Linked DNA regions of Homo sapiens: regions 1, 3 and 4 are each linked to region 2. A link is a contact called in ENCODE Hi-C or POLR2A ChIA-PET data. All regions are on one chromosome and are shown on one strand. Each heading gives the region's core, a stretch centred on a gene start or an enhancer-like site at or near the end of the contact. The rest is flanking DNA. Distances are from core to core; before and after follow the strand shown.

Region 1 (3,285 bases), core at 261-2,760, 810 kb before region 2:
ATTTTTAGTAGAGACGGAGTTCCTCCATGTTGGTCAGGCTGGTCTCGAACTCCCGACCTCAGGTGATCCGCCAGCCTTAGCCTCCCAAAGTGCTGGGATTACAGGCGTGAGCCACCGCGCCCGGCTTTTTTTTTTTTTTTTTTTTTTTCACACTGGAGTCAAGTGGTTATTCTTTGCTTCCTCACATGTGAAATGTTCACAAACACAAAAACACATCTTTTAAAAAGAGCCATACATTGCTATGTGAAAAGAAAGTGACAATTAAAATAATGCCTCTGTTTGAAATATTGCCTGAGGGACAAAGAGTTCATAAAGTTGCTGGGAATTGATGAGAGACAGTTAGCCTGGGGAAGGCTCTGAAAACCAAGAGATTTGCTGCCAGCCCTAGGAGGAGTTAGGATGAGGGGATAGGGTGGTGGATTTGAGACCCTGCTGCCCACATCTTTGGAAGACTCGGAGGGAAACCGGTCACCTTTGGGAAGAAAGAAGGGACTGGGGAACCCACAGATCACAGCTTCTCTTCCAAAGCACAAAGCCCACACACACGAGTCTGGATTCTGCCTGGTGACCCTCCGTTGTCACCGTGCAGCGTCCTCACCGGGTTCACAGGAACTGCGAGCCAGGCTGGAGGCGAGATTGCAGTTAGATATTAACCAGGTGCCCTCAGCCCCGCTGCCTCACGGGGCCGCCTCCCTGAGAGTCAGGTCACAGCAGACGCTGACCGCCGGCTTCCTCATCGTGCCCGGGGATAAGATCTCTTGAGAGTTGCTCACGGGTCGCCTCAGTTCTTTCTCGGATCCTGAATTGCAGCGGAAAGGCTGGCGCCAACCAGGCTGAAGACCCCACAAGGGAACCCACTCAGCAGAATGCGGTTTCTTCACCTCCAGTCCCAGGAGTCACCTCTCACTTCTCCACCAACCAGCGACCCCACACTCCAGCCGTCCCTGTCCACACCTCTAAACACCCCATCCCCAAACCTCTCAGGGAGGCGGATCTGGGGTGTCCTCCCCTCTCCCCCATTAAACTGTTTCTGCTGCAGCCTTCGGCGTCTCGGTGCAGTGACTCGGGCCGTGAACCTGTGCCGGTTACAACTGCACAATCTGGGGAGACGCGGAGCTGCGGGCGCGGAGCTGCCCAGAGAGGGCGCCGGGGCCGGGGCCGCAGCGGCCGAGCAGGGACGGGACAGGACGCCCGGGGTCCCGGCTGCCGCCCCAGCCCCATCTTGCGGCCCAGGGGACCAAGGGCAGAGCTGCGCCAGGGGCACTGGGATTTGCAGACCCCGGAGTCGCCCAGGGCGAGGCCCGGGTCCCCTCACGGTCGGTTCCGGCCGGTTCCAACCTGCCCCTTCTTTGCCTCGGGACGCCGGGCCCCGCACACTCACCATTTCCCAGCTTCCAGGTGTCCGGGTGTCCTCCTTAAAAGCCAGTGTGGGTCCCAGCGCGACAGACGCTGATACAGACCTTCCAGGGCGTCTCTCTCTCAGCGCCAGAGCCAGGACTCAGAGCGCAGGGGCGTGGAGAAGACTCCGCGGGCTCTTTGAACGTCGCACCCTCCTCCCTGCAGCGTGCCTGATTGACAGTTCTCACAATCCCCGCCCCCTCATCCCTGATTGGATAGTGCTCCAGGTCCCGCCCCTTGGTGGCTGATTGACAGAAGAAGCGATCTCACAGTGCTGAGTGGAGCCGGATGAACAGGTTCCAGGCACGACCCTTGGCAAGGCGGGCTTCCTCCCAACGGAGTGACCTGACCCCTCCCGAAGTGACGTTTGCATTTTAGAATTTCCTGATTGTATTCAGTGGGTTCTTCCTGCTTTTTCCTCCTGGACAGGGACTCACAAGTGTGTGCAGGGAATTCCAGGCTCCCTGTCCAGTGGAGCCATTCCCGGACCTCGGAGCAGGAGGGGAGCCCGGGGCACACAGGCCACCCTGCAGCAGGAGGGAGGGCCTGATGTCCTCCAGGGATCAGGAATTTGGGATGAGGCTGTTGGCGACGTTGCCAAGCCTTTCCCTCACCTTATCTCTCAATCTACTCATTTTCAGCCCAGAAGATAAAAACAGGACAACAAAATAAAATAGTTGAGTATGTGGAAAAACTGGAATTATATGGCAGCAATATTTCATAAAGAATCAAAAGAGAAGAAAAGCAAAAACTTGAACAAGCTCAGAGAAGCAGCCTACTGCACTCACAGTTCACAAGCAGACCCCCTTTCAGGAGGTCAAACATATCCCCAAGCTGGGAAGCCAGGCAATGATTCCTAAAATGGAGCTCCGGGGTGGATCAGAAGCTGGTGATAAGGGAGGGACAATTAAGAATTTTACTCTGAGGTCTCAAAATACCTGTCCCCTCTGCACAGCGTGGAAATGCTCCCTCCTTATGCCATTAAATGTTAATGAATTAAACGCTCCAATCAAAAGCCAAGACATCACACTTTGAATTTGAAAACATTAGCCTTTCTCCATATGTTTATGAAGTAAAAATACTAGACTTAAAAGCGTTATGGCCGGGCGCGGTGGCTCACGCCTGTAATCCCAGCACTTTGGGAGGCTGAGGCGGGTGGATCACCTGAGGTCGGGAGTTTGAGACCAGCCTGACAAACATGATGAAACCCCGTTTCTACTAAAAACGCAAAATTAGCCGGGTGTGGTGGCACGCTCCTGTAATCCCGGCTCCTCAGGAAGCTGAGGCAGGAGTATCGCTTGAACCCGGCAGGCAGAGGTTGCAGTGAGCCGACATCACACCACTGCACTCCAGCCTGGGCAACAGAGCGAGGAAAAAAAAAAACTCCATCTCAAAAAAAAAAAAAAAAAAGCGTTATGAACTAGAAGCTGGTAGCCATGGCTAAATAGAAAGGAGCTGAACATGAGATGTCAATAGATGAAATGAAATCTTCAATCAACTTCTAGAAACTATAGCATTTTCTGCCAGGACAAATGGGCACGTTTAGAAAATGAATGAAAAAAATGACGTCTGAGTATAACCTAATGCATAAATGATACTGTTTCCTTAAAAAAAAATAATAAGCACACACACAGACACACACACACACACTCCCACAGTCTATTATGCTAGAAACTGCTCTCTGAAGGATAAACTACTATTTTATGAAATGCTCCACCCCTCACTCCTCACATTAACTGCTCCTGGAACAATGTTCTATTTATTTGTTTCCACACATATTAAAAGAGGGCACAATGTATCAAACTAACTGATTGTCAGGGGTTTATATACAGATTCTGTATATTTTTACAAATGGCAACAAGTAAGTAGTTGATTTCTGCAATGATT
Region 2 (3,653 bases), core at 897-3,396:
TTCCAATGTCAGGTGAGGTCACCCTATCCCCTAGGACATCTCCCAGCCCCACCCTGGCTCACTGAGTGCTCAGTGACCAACCTCCCTGAAGACAGTGAATTGTGCCCTGCTCACTCTGCCCCAAGCGCATTTTAACTTTCAGGTTCTCGCACCATTTCAATGGGGCAGGTTTTCCTTCTCCTTTGAGATAGTTTTCCTCCCTTCACTAGACTAAAAACAATCCAGAGGTCAGGAATCATTTGTGTCTTTTCCTCTCAGTAACAGCCTAAGATTGGGTAACCATCAATGTGTCCCTAAGGAACGGAAACTGGGGTTGAGGAAGAAAAGCTGAGCGTCCCAAAGGGTAAACTTTTCAGAGGAAGGGGATACCGGGAGACTCCTCCCACCTCAGGGCATACAGCTGCTCCCGTGAGAGGCCCCACCCCTACACCTTAAGCTGTCCTCTGGGAGGAGTGACCCAGGGGTTGATAATCACTAGATCCTCCAAGAGAAGTGGCAGCTGTGGGTATCCTGGGTCAGGCCCAGGCAGTTCTGAAAATCAGGACCAGGAAAAGATAGAGGGCCACATCACCTTGTAAAGTTTCCAAAGGGGAAACTCCACCCAAAGACATTCTGATTAGGCGTCGGGGCTTAGGAAAGATAAAAGGAGGGGAAGCACAAAAATTTTTTTACCACGGCCGGGCGCGGTGGCTCACGCCTGTAATCCCAGCACTTTGGGAGGCCGAGGCAGGCGGATCACCTGAGGTCGGGAGTTCGAGACCAGCCTGGCCAACATGGAGAAACCCTGTCTCTACTAAAAATACAAAATTAGCCGGGCATGGTGGCGCATGCCTGTAATCCCAGTTACACGGGAGGCTGAGGCAGGAGAATCGCTTGAACCCAGGAGGTGGAGGTTGCAGTGAGCTGAGATCGCGCCATTGCACTCCAGCCTGGGCAATAAGAGCGAAACTCTGTCTCAAAAAAAAAAAAAAATTTTACCGTAGAGTGTCAGGTTCTTATTCTCCGTTTCCCTCTCAGGTTACAAGTACACAAACAAGAGGCCGGGCGCGGTGGCTCACGTCTGTAATACCAGCATTTTGGGAGGCGGAGGTGAGCGGATCACCTGAGGTCTGGAGTTTGAGACCAACCTGGCCAACATGGAGAAACCCAGTTTCTACCAAAAATACAAAAAGTAGCCGGTCGTGGCGGCGCATGCCTGTAATCCCAGTTACTCAGGAGGCTGAGGCAGGAGAATTGCTTGAACCCGGAAGGCGAAGGTTGCAGTGAGCTGAGATCTTCCCACTGCACTCCAGCCTGGGCGACAGAGCGAAACTCTGTCTGAAAAGAAAAAAAAAACAACAAACAGAAAACAAATCCTTTCAAAAGAGTATGGTGAAAGAAACTATAAACAACTAAAATACTGTGTCTTAAATGTCAAACAAAAAACAGCTGATAATGTTGATTTGGCGAGGGGAGGTCACCTTTGGGAATGCGGGGAAGGAACCGGAAATTTAGGCATTTATTTCCAGCCCCAGAAAAAGCTAGGCTAAAAAAAACGGGAGTCGTAGGTTTGAGATTCTTTTTCCAGTACGTTTGGAAGACTCGGAGGAAGACCAGTCCCCCGGAAAAAAAGACGATGTACTGGGAAGGCCACAGCCCACAGCTCTTCCCATGCACGAACCGCACACCCGAGACGGGATTCCGCCTTATGACCCTCCCGTGTCCCAGTACAAACAATCTGGAGAGAGGCGGGGCTGCGGGCGCGGAGCTGCCCAGACAGGGCTCCGAGGCCGAGGCCGCAGTCGCCGCGCAGGGACGGGACAGGACGCCTGGGGTACTGGCTACGGCCCAACCCACCCTGCGGCCGAGGGGACAGAGGGCCGAGCTGCGCCAGGGAACTCGGGTCCCAGACCCTGGAGTCGCTGCAGGGAGGCCAGGGTGCTTCCACAGCCGGTTCCGGCCGGTTCCCACAAGCCCCTCCCCCAGTCTCCAGGCGCCCGGCCCCGCACACGCACCATTTCCTGGCTTCCAGGGTGTCCCGGGGTCCTGCCTACGGCTCTCTCCGGCCTGTGCAGGTCCCAGCGCGCCAGACGCTGCGGTGGAGCCACCGGGGCCACTGGAGAAGCGGAGACCGGAACCCAAACGCAGCGGACACGAAACAGGAAGACCCCGCGGAGTTGTTGAACATTGCCCCTGTCCCCCTTGCAGAGTTCCTGATTGGATGGTTTGCAGGTTCCCGCCCCAGTGCCCCTGATTGGGTGATGATTCAAGTCCTGCCCCCTTGGTACTGAGTGACAGGAGAAGCAATGCGGTATGTGGCTGAGTAAAGACAGATTGACAGGGTCTTGGCCACTGCCCTTCGCGGGCCGGGCTTCCTCCTTCTGTAACCTTCTGTGCCGGGGAGGATATTTGCATTTAAGCAGAAAGTGTTTCAGGCTCTGCAGAGGTGACACTGGCGTGTTTCTGCACTCAGGGTGCCCTTCCTGCCTTTTCCTCCCGGACACAGAGTCACAAGTGTGCACAGGGAATGACAGACTCGGCGTCCAGTGGAGCCATCCCCTGGCCTCGGAGTAGGAGGCGCGCCCAGGCCAGGCCAGACCACAGTGTAACAGGAGGGAGGAGGGCTTGCTTCTTTCAGGCAAGAAAATTAAAACGGACAAAGAAATAAAAGTATTAAATGTATAGGAAAAACTGGAGTTTTTATGACAGCGATCATCTATAAAGAAACCAAGAGAAGTAAGCAAACATTTGAACTAGCTCAGACAAGCAGCCTGCTTCACCCGCAGTTCACAAGGAAAACCCACAATCATAACGTTAAAAATATTCCCAAGCGCCGGGCGCGGTGGCTCACGCCTGTAATCCCAGAACTTTGGAAGGCCAAGGTGAGAAAATTGCTTAAGGTCAGGAGTTCAAGACCAGCCTAACCAACATGGTGAAACCCCATCTCTACTAAAAATACAAAAATTAGCCAGGCGTGGTGGCAGGTGCCTGTAATCCCAGCAACTCGGGAAGCTGAGGTACGAGAATCGCTTGAACCTGGGAGGGGGAAGTTGCAGTGAGCCGAGATAGCGCCATTGCACTCCAGCCTGGGCGACAGAGCGAGACTAAAAAATGAAATATGAAATGAAATGAAATAATGAAATGAAGAAATGAAATATAAAATAAAATAATCCCAAGCTTGGGACCCAGACTCTAACTGCTGAAATGGAACCCCAGTGTGGATCAGAACCTGGTGATGAGACAGGGACACTTAAGAATTCAACTTTGGGAGCTCAAGGTGCCCTCCAGTCCTCTCCTCACAGTGTGGAAACACTCTTTCCTTCAAAACCTTCATTTGTACCAGCAGGAAACTCTCACCCGGAGTCAATGTAAAGTCGTGACCTAAATAAATTGTCATGTTCCCAAACCTTTTCTCCAGGGGACAATGCAAACAAGTTTTTCACTGAGTCTGACCCTCACAGATTTTCTTCATGTATACAAATTACAGCCTGACTCAGCGACCCCATGAATGCTAAAACCAAAACACTGTCCAGGAAATGGCCCCAGGCGCCAAAGGTACAACCTCAGAAAAGACAGAACCCTCCACCCCCAACCCAACCACATCTGCACATGGGTCTCCTGCTTTTCACAGCTCTGCAGCTTCTCAGAATCCACATTCCTGGCCAGGCGCGGTG
Region 3 (3,407 bases), core at 261-2,760, 750 kb before region 2:
TACTATTATTGTATTGCTATCTATATCTTTCTTTAGGTCTAGAAATATTTGCTTTATTAATTTGGCCTCTCCAATGTTGGATGCATATATATTTAGTATTACTATATTATCTTGCTGAATTGATTCTGTTATCAGTATCTCATGATCTTCTTTGTCTTTTTGTACTGTTTTTTATTTAAAGTCTATTTTATCTGATACAACTATCACAACTCTTGCTGAAGCACAGTGGCGAGATCATAGGTCACTGAAGCTTCAAACTCCTGGGCTCAAGATCTTCCCACCTCAGCCTCCCGAGTAGCTGGGACTACAGGTTCAGGACACCACGCACTGCTAATTTTTAAATTTTTAGTACAGACGAGGTGTGGCTCCGTTTTCCAGGATGATGAACTCCTGGGTTCAAGCAGTCCTCCCGCTTCAGCCTCCAAAAGGGTTGGGATTATAGGCGTGAGCCCCCGCACCCTGCCTGCAAGTCTTTTAATTCACTTCAATTATCTTAGAATTTTCCTTCCCCACTTTATACATACGTACAGTGGAACTGAGGGTGTTTGTCTCAGGTAACCGATCAATGAAGTGAATAACCTGTAGGGGGCAGCAGAGCCTAAGGCCAGTGACACCCTGCTGAGGCCAGTCTGGAGCCGGCAAAGGGAGGGAAAGGGAGCTCCCCTGGGTGTTTCCCGGGCAGCCTGCCCTCTACTGCAGGTGGCCTCCAGCTGCTCAGAACAGCTGCGGAAGGAATGTGGATCCTGAGAAGCTACAGAGCCCTGGAAAGCAGGAGACTCACGTGCAGGTGCACTTTGTGTAGGGGGGTTGGGGGGAGGTTCTGTCCTTACTGGGGCTGTACCTAGAGCCTAGGGACGTTTTGCGGGGGCAGTGTTTGGTTTTTACGTGCAAAGGGTCCCGGCGACAGACTGTAATTTGTACATACAAAGATAATCTGTGAAGATCAGGCTCAGTAAGATTTGTCTGACATGTCACCTGGAGAAAGGGTTTGTGAAGGTAATAGTTTACTTAGGTTAGAAGCTTAAACTGACCCCAGGTGAGAACTTCTGCTGGTGAAAATGAAGTCTAGGGGGAGGAAGCGGTTCCATATTCAGGGGTGGGACGGGGGGAGTGTGAGGAAGTCTCATCCCCAATTCCCGCCCTGTAGAGGACACCTGCCTCTCCCTCCTGGTGCAGTCTTGCCTGGCCTGGCCTGGCCTGGATTTCCTTCCTGCTATGAGGCAAAGGAATGACTCCATTGAACACCGAGTCTGGAATTCCCAGCACACATTTCTGAAAGATCGAGGAAGCTAACAGTGCCCCTTCTAACAATAAGTAGCAAGTTTGGCTGAAATGCAGATAGCCAACGACCAGGGCGCAGGGAGTGAGCTTAGCCTTAGAAAGGCTGTAGCTAGGATTAATCAGCCGGGCTCTGCAGGGCTCCGTTACCCAGGGCTTACCCTGTCACTCAGGGCTGAGGGGCGGAGCCTGGAACCCCATCCAATCAGGGGCCCTGGGACGGGGCCCTGCCAACTGTCAATCCGGGGAAGCAGAAGGCCGCACTCAGAGTCTCTGCACTCCTTTGTTGCTGGGGTCCGTTGCGTTCTGCATCCAGTCCTTGCTGCTCCGAGAGGCCCCAGGTGCCTCCGCCACGGCTCCTGTGACGCTGTCACCTGCGCTGTGACCTGCTCCGGAGTCATAAAGAGGACGCCGGGACACCAAGAAGCAGGGAAATGGTAAAGTGCCCGGCCTAGCGTCCAGATACGTGGAAGAGGGGCTGGGTGGAACCAACAGGATCCTGCTGTGGCGGGACCCAGGCCTCCGCTCGGGCGACCCCGGCGATTGGGACCCGCGTCCCCCATGGCGTGGCTTGGCCCTCGGTCCGCTCGGCCGCCAGGTGGGGCTGGGCCCGCAGCTGGGACCCCGGGCGTCCTGTCCCGTCCCTACGCGGCGACTGCGGCCCCGGCCCCGGAGTCCTCTCTGGGCAGCTCCGCGCCCGCAGCCCGGCGTCTTCCCAGATTGTGCGGGGGCCACGGGAGGGTCATGGGGGGTCGGATGTGTCCCGCCTTTCTTCTGCTAAAAATTAAACTGAGGCTCTGTTAACAGTTAAAGAGTTTGTTGGAGCAACAGCGATTCCGAGTGAGAAACACCCGGTCATGGCTTGTGATTGAAGAAAAGGCTTTTATAAGTTGCATGAGGAGGCAAACAGGATTAAATACTTGATTAGTTACAGTGATGCTGTCGCCGTATGTGGACTTGTCAACCTGAAATAAAAGAATCAGATTCCAGTTTTTTAAAGTTTACTCAAGCAAGAAGCTGGGAATGGCCCATTTGGGAAAACACAGGATCCACGGAAATGGGCTCAGTGTTTCAAATTTAAAAGTTTAAGTTCTTGCTTATATAGGCAAGAAATTTAACAGGATTACAACGTTTTTTATACAAGGCTAGTTTGTGAGGCACAACAATTTAATCAGAGTTTGGCCCGCCCCCCTCCCCCCGCCCCCATAGAGCTTTTTTTTTTTTTTCTTTACATTTGGGTTTCATTTCCTTTCCAATTTAAAAGAGTATATTTAACATTCCAGCGTAAGGCAAGGTGATGCCAGCGTGGACAACATGGCGAGACCCCGTCTGTACAAAATATTTTAAAAAATTAGTCGGGTATGGCCGGGCGCGGTGGCTCACGTCTACAATCCCAGCACTTTGGGAGGCCGAGGCGGGCGGATGACGAGGTCAGGAATTCGAGACCATCCTGGCCAACATGGTGAAACCCCGACTCTACCAAAAATACAAAAATTAGCTGGGCGTGGTGGCACGTGCCTGTAATCCGGCTACTCGGGAGGCTGAGGCAAGACAATCGCTTGAACGCAGGAGGCGGAGGTTGCGTGAGCCGAGATGGTGCCACTGCACTCCAGCCTGGCGACAGAGCGAGACTCTGTTAAAAAAAAAAAAAATTAGTCAGGTATGATGGCCGCTTCTGTAGTTAGTCTGGAGGCTGAGGCAGGAGAATTGCTTGAGCCCAGGAGGTGAAGGCTGCATCAACGACAGTATTGAATTTACAGCTAATAGGCAAGGTGAGGGAGAGGATGGAAGTTGGTTTAGTGTCAAGAATTAGGGAAGAGATTGTCAAACGTAGGGAAAAGGGACTTGATTGGATATCAGGTTTGGGGGAATTTTCTCTAAACTCCCTTAGAAGGGTTTTTGCTACCACAGGGCTCTGCAGGAAAAGGCCAAAGTCTACTCAAGAAGAGGGGGGCTCTGAGGAGCCTGACTAGTTTGATCAAAGAGGGAGTTTTTGGGACCCCTCTCCCAGCCTAGTTCTTCCCAGGTATGACAGTAAATCCCTAAATTTCTGGTTTTCTCCTCACATTCAAAAACACCAACTTCCCCTCGCCAATTGACATCCTTATCAATTATGTGTTTCCCATGCT
Region 4 (3,310 bases), core at 489-2,988, 590 kb before region 2:
TCAGGGTGATCTCCAACTTCTGTCTTCAAGTGCTCCTCCCACTTTGGCCTCCCAAAATGTTGGGATTACAGGCGTGAGCCATGGTATCCGGCCTCCCAGGCTGTTGTTGAAAGGTTTTTGCAATCTCTCAGAGTTATGCAGCAGTTTATTCCCTCACAGTGATACTCTCATCCTTTGACCCCATTTTGCAGCAGTGGTTGAGCGTTCACTTTTCTTTCCATAAGGGGGTGAGCTTGCCGGTGACTCTCTTCCCCCTCCTCATCAATGACTTCTTTGTCATCAGAGCCTTCCTCTTCATAAATTCCCACGGAATCCAAGTTTTCACGTCCCAATCGGGCTTAGTTATGATAGCCACAGGCCCACACCAGCTGCCACAGCACCCCCGTCCCATGGAAACCGCCCGACTCTCTTCTCCCCAAGCGTCCTGTCCCGGGAGCCCCCATCTCTGCTCTCCCGGGCTCCGGGCCCTAGATCCGCGCTGCTGTAGAGCCCAGTTCCCAGAGTAGCTCCCTCCACCTGTCCACATCCAGCTCCAGCTCTCCACCCTCTCTCCAGGCCTGGAGTTGCTGCAGTGTCACTGATCAGGGGACCCTCAGCTGCCACCTCCACCGCGATCTGAAAGTCTTTTAAATGCACTTAAGTTATCTTAGAATTTTCCTCGCCCATTTTATACATAAACATAGGAGGAGAGCAGGGGTTTGAGGGTGTTTGTCTCATGGAACTGATCAGTCGGGTGAGAAGTAGCTGAATAACCTGCAGGGGGCAGCAGAGCCCCAGGCCAGTGACTCCACGCCGAGGCCAGTGTGGATCCTGCAAAGGAAGAGAAAGAGAGATTCCCTGGGGTCTTCCCGGGCAGCCCGCCCTCCCCTACAAGTGGCCTCCAGCCGCTCAGAGCAGCTCCAGAAGGAGTGTGGATTCCGAGAAGCTGCAGAGCCCTGGAAAGCAGAAGAGACGTGCAGACGCCTTTGTGGGGTTCTGTCCTTTCTGGTGTTGTACCTCTGGAGCCTGGGGCTGTCTTCTGGGCAGGGTTTGGGGTTTGACACGCATGGGGTCGCTGGAGGCAGAGTTGTTTGTATATATAAAGAGAATGTGTGAATATCAGGCTAGAGACAGAATTGTTTGGGGGCGACACCTGGATAAAGGGTTCATGAAGTTGACAGTTTATTTAGGTCAGAAGGTTAAATTAACCCCAGGTGAGAGTTTCCTGCTGGTGAAAATGAAGATCTGGAAGCAGGGAGCATTTTCACACTGTGAGGAGGGGATGGGGGTGTGTGAGCAAGGCTTGGCCATGCCTCATTCCCAATTCCGGCCCGCTCAAGGACATGTGCCTCTCCTGATGCAGTCGTGCCTGGCCTGGTCTCGGTTCCCCTGCTGCTCTGAGGCCAGCAGATGGCTCCTATGGACACTGAGTCTGAAATTCCCTGCACACTCCTGTGACCCCGTGCAGAACGAAGGAGCGGGGAAAATCCCTTGAGTGAGGAAGACGCTAGTGTTCTCTTATATCTGTAGCAAGTCTGGCTGAAATGCAAATATCCAATAATCAGAGTACAGGAAGCACCTCGCCCTTAGAGAAGCTGTGGCTAGAATCCGTCAAGTCAGTCTGGCTCTGCCGGGCCTGATACCCAAGGCTTCCGCTGTCACTCAGAAGTGAGGGGCGGGGCCTAGCATTCCATCCAATCAGAGGTGCCGGGGCAGGGCCCTGCCCATTGTTTATCCAGGCACAGAGTGGGTCGCATTCCTGTCCTCACCTTTGTCCTTGCGCAGCCGGTGGTTGATATCCGCTGTATCCATCCCCGAGAGGGACCTGGTACCTCTACCCAGGTTTCTATCGCTCTGTCTCCTGCGCTGTGCCCTTCTGTAGTCACAGGAGCTGTAGAGAGGACCCCAGGACATCTGAAAGCCAGGAAATGGTGCGTGTGCATAGCCGGTTGTCCCGAGACGGGGTAGAGGCTGCCTGGAACCGGCCGGAACCGGCTGCGGCGGGACCCGGGCCTCCCTGCGGGCGACTCCAGGGTCTGGGACCGAGTCCTCCTGGAGCTGCTCGGCCCTCGGTCCCCTCGGCCGCTGGATGGGGCTGGGCTGGCAGCCGGGACCCCGGGTGTCCTGTCCTGTCCCTGCGCGGTGACTGCGGCCCCGCCCCGGAGCCCTCTCTGGGCAGTTCCGCGCCCGCAGCCCCGCGTCTCCCCAGATTATGCGGAAGCCACGAGAGGGTCATGGGGGAAATCCTGACTCGTGTGTAGGGTTCGTGCGTGGGAGGAGCAGTGGTCTGTGGGGCCCCCAGTTCCCACTTTCTCCTGTTAAAAATTAAACTGAAGTACATTAACAATTAAAGAGTTCATTTGAGCAAACAGCAATTCAGTAATGAGAACCACCCAGTCCTGGCTTGTGGTTTGTCAACTGAAAAAGCCAAACAATGTAAAATAAAGTTTATTCGTAGCCAAATAGGAGAGACCTTGGCAAGGGAAACACAACCCCAAGAAGCCTATAGTGAGTGGTCCCGAGGCGGCTCAAGACAATTTGGTTTTATTCATTTCAGAGAGACAGGAATTGCAGGGAAAATCATGAATCAGTGCCTGGAAGGTGTAAGTTCCATTGGCAGAAAGGGCGGGACCTGTGGAAGGGGGGTTAGAAGGCACAGGTGGTTGAGGGATTCTGTAGGTGGCAGTTGATTGAGAGTGTGAAGTTTGTCTAAAGTTTGGAGGAGGTAGGAAGGAATGCTGAAGGAAGGGGGTCTGTTATCTGCCACTTGATTCCATCCCAGCCAAAAAACAGACCTGTTTCTCGAGATTTTATGAATTCCAAGGCATGACTTACCCTTACCTTGCGTGGCCTTAGGTCTTGTTTGTAATTTGGTATCTTCTTGCCACAAGGAGTCTGTTTTTCCAGTCAGATAATGTCTGTTTTTACATGAATGTGCGTCAGTTGCTGCATGTAAACTCCTAAAGGGAGAGGGTATAAGGAGACCTGTCTCACCTGCCATCCTGTCATACAGAGGCACTCAATTTTCAGGGTTTTTTGGGGGTTCCCTTGGCCAAGAGCCAGTCACTTCACTTAACTGGGAAGGTACTTTGTTTGTTTTTGTTTTTGTTTGAGACAGAATCTCCTTCTGTCGCCCAGGCTGGAGTGCAATGGCTGGATCTCGGCTCACAGCAGCCTTTGCCTTCTGGGTTCAAGCAATTCTCCTGCCTCAGCTTCCTGAGTAGCTGGGATTACAGACATGCACCACCATGCCTGGCTAATTTTTGTATTTTTAGTAAAGATTGGGCTTCACCATGTTGGCCAGGCTATTCTCAAACTCCTGACCTCAAGT

Evidence for each region. A loop is a pair of places that touch in the nucleus more often than their neighbours do. ChIA-PET counts read pairs that join two places held with the same protein, here RNA polymerase II (POLR2A). Pooled maps may share reads with other maps.
Region 1: a loop to region 2 is called in a map of ascending aorta, with 13 times the contacts of the local background. The contact joins the promoter of ZNF823 here to the promoter of ZNF564 in region 2. A Hi-C loop is called at or near these places in 1 of 168 maps with a recorded cell type or tissue (ascending aorta) and 10 of 50 pooled maps. POLR2A ChIA-PET finds 5 or more read pairs at or near these places in 2 of 52 experiments (CD8-positive, alpha-beta memory T cell and activated T-cell).
Region 3: a loop to region 2 is called in a pooled map, with 7 times the contacts of the local background. The contact joins the promoter of ZNF491 here to the promoter of ZNF564 in region 2. A Hi-C loop is called at or near these places in 1 of 37 single-sample maps with no recorded cell type and 5 of 50 pooled maps.
Region 4: a loop to region 2 is called in a map of B cell, with 8 times the contacts of the local background. The contact joins the promoter of ZNF763 here to the promoter of ZNF564 in region 2. A Hi-C loop is called at or near these places in 1 of 168 maps with a recorded cell type or tissue (B cell), 4 of 37 single-sample maps with no recorded cell type and 10 of 50 pooled maps. POLR2A ChIA-PET finds 5 or more read pairs at or near these places in 1 of 52 experiments (GM12878).

Annotation. Positions count from the first base shown.
Region 1 is chr19:11,737,436-11,740,720 of GRCh38, forward strand. ZNF823 (zinc finger protein 823) reads right to left here and starts at 1,511. Exons shown (of 4, transcript NM_001080493.4): 1 at 1,382-1,511. The coding sequence starts at 1,384. RefSeq lists enhancers at 885-1,014, 1,405-1,484 and silencers at 1,085-1,234, 1,495-1,689.
Region 2 is chr19:12,549,336-12,552,988 of GRCh38, forward strand. It overlaps ZNF564 (zinc finger protein 564), which reads right to left and starts at 2,147. Exons shown (of 4, transcript NM_144976.4): 1 at 1,995-2,147. The coding sequence starts at 1,997. It overlaps LINC02926 (long intergenic non-protein coding RNA 2926), which reads left to right and starts at 2,391. Exons shown (of 2, transcript NR_187485.1): 1 at 2,391-3,534. RefSeq lists enhancers at 784-1,286, 1,945-2,054, 2,120-2,414, 3,198-3,653 and a silencer at 1,635-1,714.
Region 3 is chr19:11,797,013-11,800,419 of GRCh38, forward strand. It overlaps ZNF491 (zinc finger protein 491), which reads left to right and starts at 1,511. Exons shown (of 3, transcript NM_152356.4): 1 at 1,511-1,715. RefSeq lists a silencer at 503-672 and enhancers at 766-1,277, 1,503-1,602, 1,613-1,772.
Region 4 is chr19:11,963,302-11,966,611 of GRCh38, forward strand. ZNF763 (zinc finger protein 763) reads left to right here and starts at 1,739. Exons shown (of 4, transcript NM_001367172.2): 1 at 1,739-1,910. The coding sequence starts at 1,908. It also overlaps a transcript of ZNF69 not described here. RefSeq lists enhancers at 867-1,820, 1,513-1,807 and a silencer at 1,959-2,158.